Regions from separate parts of the Homo sapiens genome. Here region 2 is linked to region 1. A link is an interaction called in ENCODE POLR2A ChIA-PET data of the cell type or tissue named here. Cell type or tissue: IMR-90. All regions are shown on one strand. Links, peaks and the distances in the headings refer to the core of each region. The heading gives the core; the rest is flanking DNA.

What was found. Peaks named below come from ENCODE experiments on the same cell type or tissue, not always from the same donor. Only the 100,000 strongest peaks of a DNase experiment are listed, where the experiment ranks them.
Region 2: POLR2A ChIA-PET joins it to region 1 with 5 read pairs; 1 of 35 experiments calls an interaction of 5 or more read pairs at or near these places.

What each region holds. Positions count from the first base shown.
Region 1 is chr10:96,846,263-96,850,656 of GRCh38, forward strand. The region is part of intron 2 of LCOR (ligand dependent nuclear receptor corepressor); the gene reads left to right. Among named protein-coding and RNA genes, the nearest start is that of LCOR, 16 kb to the left of the region's middle. In IMR-90, for the core only: no CTCF peak of the experiment used is centred there; a DNase peak (open chromatin) is centred at 1,999; H3K27ac peaks cover 403 bases.
Region 2 is chr10:95,710,189-95,714,582 of GRCh38, forward strand. It overlaps a transcript of ENTPD1 not described here. Among named protein-coding and RNA genes, the nearest start is that of TCTN3, 18 kb to the left of the region's middle. In IMR-90, for the core only: no CTCF peak of the experiment used is centred there; no DNase peak of the experiment used is centred there; H3K27ac peaks cover 163 bases.

The sequences.
Region 1 (4,394 bases), core at 78-4,077:
TTTTTAAATTAAGACAGGGTCTTGCTCTGTCACTCAGGCTGGAGTACAGTTGTGCATTCTAGGCTCACTGCAGTTTTAGCCTACCAGGCTCAAGCAATCCTCCCACCTGAGCCTCCTGAGGCTGGGACCACAGGTGTGTACCACCATGCCTGGCTAATTTTTTTTTTCTTCTAGAGATGGGGTGTCCCTATGTTGCCCAGGCTAGTCTTAAACTCTTGGGCTCAAGTGATCCTCCCATCCCAGCCTTCCCAAAATGCTGTGATTACAGGCATGAGCCACTGTGCCTGTCTGTACTGGCTTCTTAAAACAAAACAAATCAAAATAAAGCAAACAGGTATGAGTAAAGTGATAAAGCTATTTCCTTTGTGAGACTTGTATAACCAGTTTTTATTTGCGTATATATTTACTGTGTATAGCTTTTCATTGTATAGTTTTTATTAAAATAGATTCTGGCATGTTAAAATAAATAGACATATACTGAGAAACCCCCATACATCTACTGAAAACAGTTTCAAAAAGACCCATGGCTTATGGCTGCAAATGTACAATCTTATCTAAAAGAGAACCTTCCCTTTGGTCCCCTTCTCCTTAGGAGAAGAACTTCTGCTTAACTTTATGTAACATATCCATATCAAAGATTAGTACATTTTATTGGTGAAAGGTAAAGGTATGTAAGTGGATAAATGGAGTAAAGATAGAAAAGAGAAATCAGGCTGGGGGCAGTGGCTCCAGCACTTTGGGAGACCGAGGTGGGAGGATTGCTGGAGCCCAGGAGTTCAAGACCAGCCTGTGCTGCATGGTGAAACCCCGTCTCTACAAAAAATACAAAAATTAGTCACATGCGGTATTGCGAGCCTGTTGGTCCCAGCTACCTGGGAGGCTGACATGAGAGGATTGCTGGAGCCTGGGAGGTCAAGCCTGCAGTGAGCCATGATCATGCCGCAGCACTCCAGTCTGGGTGACTGAGCCAGTCCCTGTCTCAAAAAATGAAAAGAGAAGCTAGAATTTTCCACATTAGCTGAGAAGACTTTTAGGAAGGAGTTACCAGAAGCTATAATAGAAATTTATGTGTGACTTAATTTTTCAAAAAAAAAAAAAAAAGCACACGGTAACAGTCCTGAATGAGTTATTTGGTCAAGAGTATTTTATTTATTTATTTATTTATTTATTTACTTACTTATTTATTTATTTTTTGAGACAGAGTTTTGCTCTTAATGTTGCCCAGGCTGGAGTGCAATGGCACGATCTCGGCTCACCGCATCCTCCGCCTCCCAGGTTAAGCAATTCTCCTGCGTCAGACTCCCGAGTAGCTGCGATTACAAGCGTGTGCCACCACGCCTGGCTAATTTTGTATTTTTAGTAGAGACAGGGTTTCTCCATGTTGGTCAGGCTGTTCTCTTAACTCCCGACCTCAGGTGATCTGCCTACCTTGGCCTCCCAAAGTGGTGGGATTACAGGCGTGAACCACCCCTCCCAGCCTGGTCAAAAGTACTAAAACTATTAAAAAGATTGAATTACCTACAAACTTTGATCTTTTAAAAGCAAGAGAATGTAAATTAATGGAGAAGAGTGTTCTGTAGTTAACGTAAAAAGAAAGAAACTGACACTGTGGCATGGGCAAGATAGCAGAGGATTGAAGACCCGGTTTTTGCCTTTTTTCCCCCCTTTTCCTGAGGACTTAAACTTTATTTTGGAAAAAGTGGCAGGTTTGTTTTTGTTAAATGGTTGAAAAGTGTTTGTATGTTACTTCTCAGATATTACTCAGTATAAATTATTTCTTAAAACCATATGAAGTTGTTTAGGTAAGAATGCTCTTAGTAATTACTATACCTAAGTCAGCCTGTATTTTGTCAGATATTTTTTAAGAAATGATCCAGATCAAATCAACTATTTTGAGGAATGTGAATATATATCCAGTTACAACTAGGAAAGAATGTTAAGAATATAAGCTGTGTTAAGAAACAGGAAAATTCTCTTGTTATATCATGCTGCTGCCAATCTGTAGTTTCTGTGACTCAGGAACAGAAGTATAAGCAATGACATAGTGATAACTGTTACTGTTATATTTTGATTTTAGATTTTAAAATAACCACACTTTAAAAACCGGATGCTGGGCTGGGCATGGTGGCTCACGCCTGTAATCCCAACACTTTGGGAGGCCGAGGCAGGTGGATCACTTGAGGTCAGGAGTTGGAGACCAGCCTGACCAACATGGTGAAACTCTGTCTCTACTAAAAATACAAAAATTAGCCGGTTGTGGTGGCGGGCATCTGTAATCCCAGCTACTCAGGAGGCTGAGGTGGGAGAATCACTTGAACCTGGGAGGCGGAGGTTGCAGTGAGCTGAGATCGCGCCATTGCACTCCAGTCTGGGCAACAAGAGTGAAACTCCATCTCAAAAACAAAACAAAACAACAAAAAATAAAAACTGGATGCTGAAAGGATGTTCTCAGATGGCAGAATCTGAGGATCTTCAGATTATTGCATCTGAAGATTATTATACAGGATGTTCAGTTATTTTGTTCAAAAACACAGGCTAGGATTCTGCCAGGAATATTCTTTCAGGAATGGTTAGCTTTTTTGGATGATAACAGTTTTTCATTCACCTTTCTTCCTCATTTAATATATTTCTATCTTTTCTTTATACTTTTTCCTTGTTTTTGTGCATATAAAATAAATAGATCTATGTTTTTGAAACTATCAAGAAACTGAATTAATTTTTAAAAATAAGTGTATATGAGTTGAAAATGTTTTTTTTTTTTTTTTGAGACAGATCCTCTCTGTCACCTGGCTAATTGTCTTTTTTTTTTTTTTTTTTTTTTTTTTTTTTGAGACGGAGTCTCCCTCTATAGCCGAGGCTGGAGTGCAGTGGCACAATCTCAGCTTACTGCAACCTCCGTTTCCTGGCTTCAAGTGATTCTCCTGCCTCAGCCTCCTTAGCAGCTGGGACTTACAGGTGTGCACCACCACACCTGGCTAATTTTTGTATTTTTAGTAGAGACAGGGTTTCACTGTGTTAGCCAGGATGGTCTCGATCTCCTGATCTCGTGATCCACCCACCTTGGCTTCCCAAAATGCTGGGATTACAGGCGTGAGCCACTGCGTCCGGCCTAATTTTTGTATTTTTAGTAGAGACAGGGTTTTTGCCATGTCACCCAGGCTGGTCTTGAACTCCTGACCTCAGGTGATTGGCCCGCCTCGGCCTCCCGAAGTGCTGTGATTGCAGCCGCGAGCCACCACGCCCAGCCAGGTTGAGCGTCTTTAATCTGAAAATCCCAAATTTGAAACGCTCCAAAATCTGAAACTTTTTGAACACCGAAGTAACACCATAAGTGGATAATTACACTCGACCTTATGTGATGGGTTGGAGTCAAAATGCAGGTGCACAACATACAGTTTATTCAGTGTCCCCAAAGGGAAAAAACATCCTCCCGGTGCTTTTCAGCTGAGATACATCTTTTCTATATATGCCCAGATTGCCCCAAGCAAGTGTGCCCTCAAAGCGTAATAAGATGGCATGTGTGCAGACCAGATGTGTCAGTGGCAGGATCCCCATGATGCCCCATGATGGGACCAAGACCTCTGTGTGTCACTCACTTTTTTTTTTTTTTTTTTTTTTGCTTATTCTCTGCTCTCTGACGTGAAGATATTGTTGGAATTGTCAGAAAGTCCTGCAGATATCCCTGTGGGTAAAACAAATAAGAAAAAGGGAAAGCATTACTAGCAAAGAAAGTCAAGCTGTTGGAAAAACTGACAGTGATGTCTGAAATGTCTTACAGAAGAGTATGTTGTTGGAATGACCACTGTATATATGACCTGAAAAATACAGTAGGATAAATTATTAAAGTTCTAGGTTGAAAGTGATGGGCAGAAGTTAGTAAAAAATAGAAAAGCACTGCATGAAGCTGAAAATGACCTTGATTAGATCTTGAAAGAGTAGATCCATCAGCATCACAGTGAACACATGCCACTTACTGGTATGCTTGTCATGAAGCGGAAAGATCAAGGCCGGGCGCAGTGGCTCACGCCTGTAATCTTCGCACTTTGGGAGGCTGAGGTGGGAGGATCATGTGAGCCCAAGAGTTCAGTACTGGTCTGGACAACATAGTGAGACCCCATATTTAAAAAGAAAGATCAAGCATGATGAACTGAAAATTGAAGTGAACTGTGAATGTTCAACAGGCTGGTTGCAGAAATTTAAGAAGAGATATGGCATTAAATTATTATTTTTTATTTATTTATTTTTTTGAGACAGCATCTCTGTCACCCAGGCTGGAGTGCATGGTGTGATGATAGGTCACTGCAGCCTTGATCTCCTGAGCTCAAGTGATCCTCTCACCTCAGCCTCCTGAGTATGGGACTACAGGTACATGCCACCAGGTCTTGCTATGTTGC
Region 2 (4,394 bases), core at 322-4,321, 1.1 Mb before region 1:
GAGGTCAGGAGTTCCAGACTAGCTTGGCCAATATGGTGAAACCCTGTCTCTACTAAAAATACAAAAATTAGCCGGGTGTGGTGGTGCTGGCCTGTAATCCCAGCTACTCAGGAGGCTGATGCAGGAGAATCACTTGAACAGAGGAGGTGGAGGTTGCAGTGAGCAGAGATTACACCACTGCATTCCAGCTTGGGCAACAGAGCCAGACTGTTTTAAAAAAAATTTTTTTTAATGATACTCATGATTAAAATAACTATGTAATTTATCTAAATTATTGTTTACAAGCATTTATCTAAGTAAGTTGAATAAACGGTGTCTACATGTTTAGTAGAAAACAAATGTTTAGTAGCTCTGGCAGAATTCATCTCCTTGCTTTTTAAGAGATTAATAAACAATGAATACATTGTAGAGGAAAGAAGTATGTTTTCACTTTGAAACCTTTTTAAAAATTTTTCTTTAGCCATTTAGTATTAATAACAAGGGAAGTAGTATTAATAACAAGGGAAGAGGGGTTTCTACTCCTTTTCTTTTTTTCTTTGCTCTTCTTCCTCATTTCATCCCTTGGAGACTGTCTATAGTCCCACATTTTGTCCAGTTTTGAATCTGTGTAATTTTGACTCTATGGCAGAAACTGTTTATTGCTGACTATACATTTGTTCTCTCTTCTCTCAAATAAACAGAGCCCCAACTTTTTACTGAGCACAATATAGCCAAAAGATGACATTGCCCAGCCTCTTTCGCAGATAGCTGTGGCTATTCCAGGATCCCAGAAAATGGTAGCCACAAATGAAGGCCTCTGAAGCAGAACTGCCCTGGATCTTTACTGTGCTGGTGCCCTCTCGGACTTTCTCTTGCCCTTCTGTCTCTGGCCTCTCATTCTCCCCCGAGAAATGGAAACTAGAATTCCTCTTCCCCCAGGTGGGTCATAGAAGCCAGCAACAAAACCTAAAAATATCACTTTAACTTTCTCTTTCTCCCAGCCTTTCTGTATAAAAACTGGCCATAAAGAAATGATCTGACCTGCCTCGTCTGACTGTTCCAGATTGTTGAAACCCATTCTGGAGAGGCTTCTACCCCACATTTAGACTGTTGAATCCCATTGCAGAGCGGGTCCTGTCCCACATCCAGAAGGAAGGAAGGCACAGAGGTCAAGAAGAATCTAGATAGACAGCATTGCTGAGTTTCTCCCACTCAGTCTATAGCATTAGATCACACTCTTTTTTTATCCTGTTATATTTCTACATGGCTGTTCATACTTGGTTGAACCTAAGCATAAAAGTGGACAATTCCCCTATATCTTTTATTTATTTTATTTATTTTCACTTTTTTTAGGGACAGGGTCTCACACTGTCACTCGAGCTGGAGCTCGGTGGCACAATCACAGCTCATGCAGCCTCAAACTCCTGGGCCCAGCATACCTGGCTAATTTTAAAATTTTTTGTACAGATGGAATCTTGCTTTGTTCCTAAGGCTGACCTTAAACTCTTGGCCCCAAGGCATACTCCCTCCTCAGCCTCCCAAAGTGCTGAGGTCACAGGCATGTGACACTGTGCCCAGCCTCCCCTTCAGGTCTTCATTCTGCAGTCTCCTGTGTACGTGTAAAATTATGATCAAATAAATTTGTATGCCTTTTCTCCTATTAACCTGCCTTTTTTGTCAGCGATTGTCAGTGAAACTTCAGAGGGCAAAGGGGAAGTTTTCCTTGGCCCCTCCAGTTTTGGTGCTGTGAACAGGATACCAAAGCTGCTCTGTTCTTCTGGAAGCTGCAATGAAGGGAACCAAGGACCTGACAAGCCAGCAGAAGGGTAAGAAATTCTTACCAGTCAGGCTCCCGGCCTCTCTCCCTCTGTGGAATCTGGTAGAGCCGATGGTAAAAATCACTGTTTGTCTCATTTTCATCTCCAAAACCTTGATTAATGAGAAAAAAGGATTTGTGTGACTAGTTTTGGGTGTAGCGACTCTGGTGTCCTTTTTTGGTATGAATATTCACATTGTTCGGTCCCTTTCCTTCCAGAAATAGTCTTTGTCTTTCCGTGTTGTTGTGTCATAAAGAAGGATGCCATAGGGTAGGACATGGGCCTAAACCCCCATAAACTCTCTATTTGAGCTGGCACTGCAGACTGATCAGTTTTGCGGTTCTGACTAGACCTGTGTCTATAAACTTTGCTGTAGTCCCCAAAATAAAAACCAGATGAAGTTCTCCTATTGTCTTATTTCATGTCCGTATAAGACCTTGACTTTTGAGAGCATTTTCTCTTGGTCCTTGCGATTTTAGGGAGCATGATTTTCAGGTCACATTAGGTGACCAGTCTAAAAATGGCTGGTCACATAAGATTTTAAGTGGTATACTTTTTGTTCCAACTATGTCAAGCTCTCAGGGGAGTTTGTCTTAAGTTCCATCTGTAAGGGGCTCCTGTTGCCTGGTTAGGCTGGGAAAATTCTAATCCCAGGAGGGCCTACCTGGTGCCAGTGGATTAACGGGTCTGTGACTGGTGGTCCCTGGCAAATTTGTTGGTTACTAGTGGCACCATATGCACAAACACCAGCCTTAATAGTCTGTGGTGGGCTGGGCACTGTGGCTCCCGCCTGTAATCCCAGCACTTTGGGAGGCCAAGGTGGGCAGATCATGAGGTCAGGAGATCGAGACCATCCTGGCTAACACGATGAAACCCCATCTCTACTAAAAATACAAAAAATTAGCCGGGTGTGGTGGCGGACGCCTGTAGTCCCAACTACTCGGGAGGCTGAGGCAGGAGAATGGCGTGAACCCGGGAGGCGGAGCTTGCAGCGAGCAGAGATTGCGCCGCTGCACTCCAGACTGGGCGACAGAGCGAGATTCTGTCTTAAAAAAAAAAAAAAAAAAATAGGCTGTGGCGGCAAGAGTCTTTGTTATCTTAAGTCTACTTCTCAGTGAATTTTCGGGGATCATGGAGACTGTCTCCTCCATATGCTCTCAAGGAACACCTCTTGTTTATATAGTAAAAACTTATTCTAAACCTGGAAAATTATCTCCTGGACTTTTCATGAAGAGGCTTATTGTTGAGTCACTACTGGAATTTGTAAACCATTGGAAATTCTAATCATCAGTGGCCAAAAGATGGATCCTTTAAATTAGAAAGAACTTTAATTTTTTTTTCTTAAAAAGAAGATTTTGGAGATCTCTCATTCTAAACAATTGTCTTACTTGTATTTATGGGACAATCAAAATAAAGAAAGACACAATAGTGTCTTGGCTTAGAAATTCTCTTGACAAAATTAAAATGCAAAAATCTAACCCAAAACAAAATTAAAATCCTTTGTACACTCAAACTGCCTGCTTTGAATTCCCTGTGGGATTTACAAATAAGGCATTCCACCTTGTGGTGCAGTGGCTAAGATTCTGTGCTTTCACACCTGTGGCCTGGGTTTGATTCCTTGTCAGAGAATCAGTCCCTGTAGTACTTGTAAGCTCTTTAACTCAACAGCACAAACATTTATAAAACTTGGTTTAATATTTGTGTGACTCTTGACTTTTGGGGTACCCATTTGTTATTGATGGACAAATGTCCACAAAAAAGGTAGACAGGATATCCACTGCAGCTGGAGTGAGAGACAAGGGGTGGGTTAGCTCTACCATGAAGCAGCAGCAGAAAGGAAAAAAAATCTATCAACTATTTTTATATCCATCCATATAGCCATCCATCCATTCATCAATTTAAATAGTTACAGCTATTTTGGCATAAGTCCAAATTTTTGTACAGCTCAAAGTGTAGTAAGTCTCTATTTTATTTATTTAGTCTAGAATAATGTCACCATTATCACAGAAATGACATCTACATTTTTCTTAAGTTAAAGTTTGAGGCCTGGGCATGATGGCTCACTCCTGTAATCCCAGCACTTTGGGAGGCAGAGGTGGGCAGATTGCTTGAGCTCAGGAGTTCAAGACCAGCCTGGGCAACATAGTGAAACCCCATCTCTACAAAAAATACAAAAATTAGCTGGATGTGGTGCCATGGGCCTGTGGTCCTGGCTACTTGGGAGGCTGAGGTGGGAGAATCCCTTGAGCCTGGGAGGACGAGGCTGCAGTGAACTATATGATTGCACCACTACTACTGCAGCTTGGGCAATAGAATGAGACCCTGTCTCGAAAAAGGAATAAAAATAAAATTTACATAAATAAATAAATAAATAAACGTTAAAGTTTGAAAACTTAATTTACCAGTTATTTTTCTTATTTAATTAGTAATACATTACTTCTTTTCAGGTCTCAGTTTTGGATTGTAACTAACCACTGTTCTCTTTTGGAGGCATAGTGCCTTAATAAATGTATTATTTTGTCTACCAAACCATGTGTTTGTTGCCAACTTGCAGTCTAGCAGTAAAGAAGCTAATTTTTTCCTGAGTTTAAGATTATG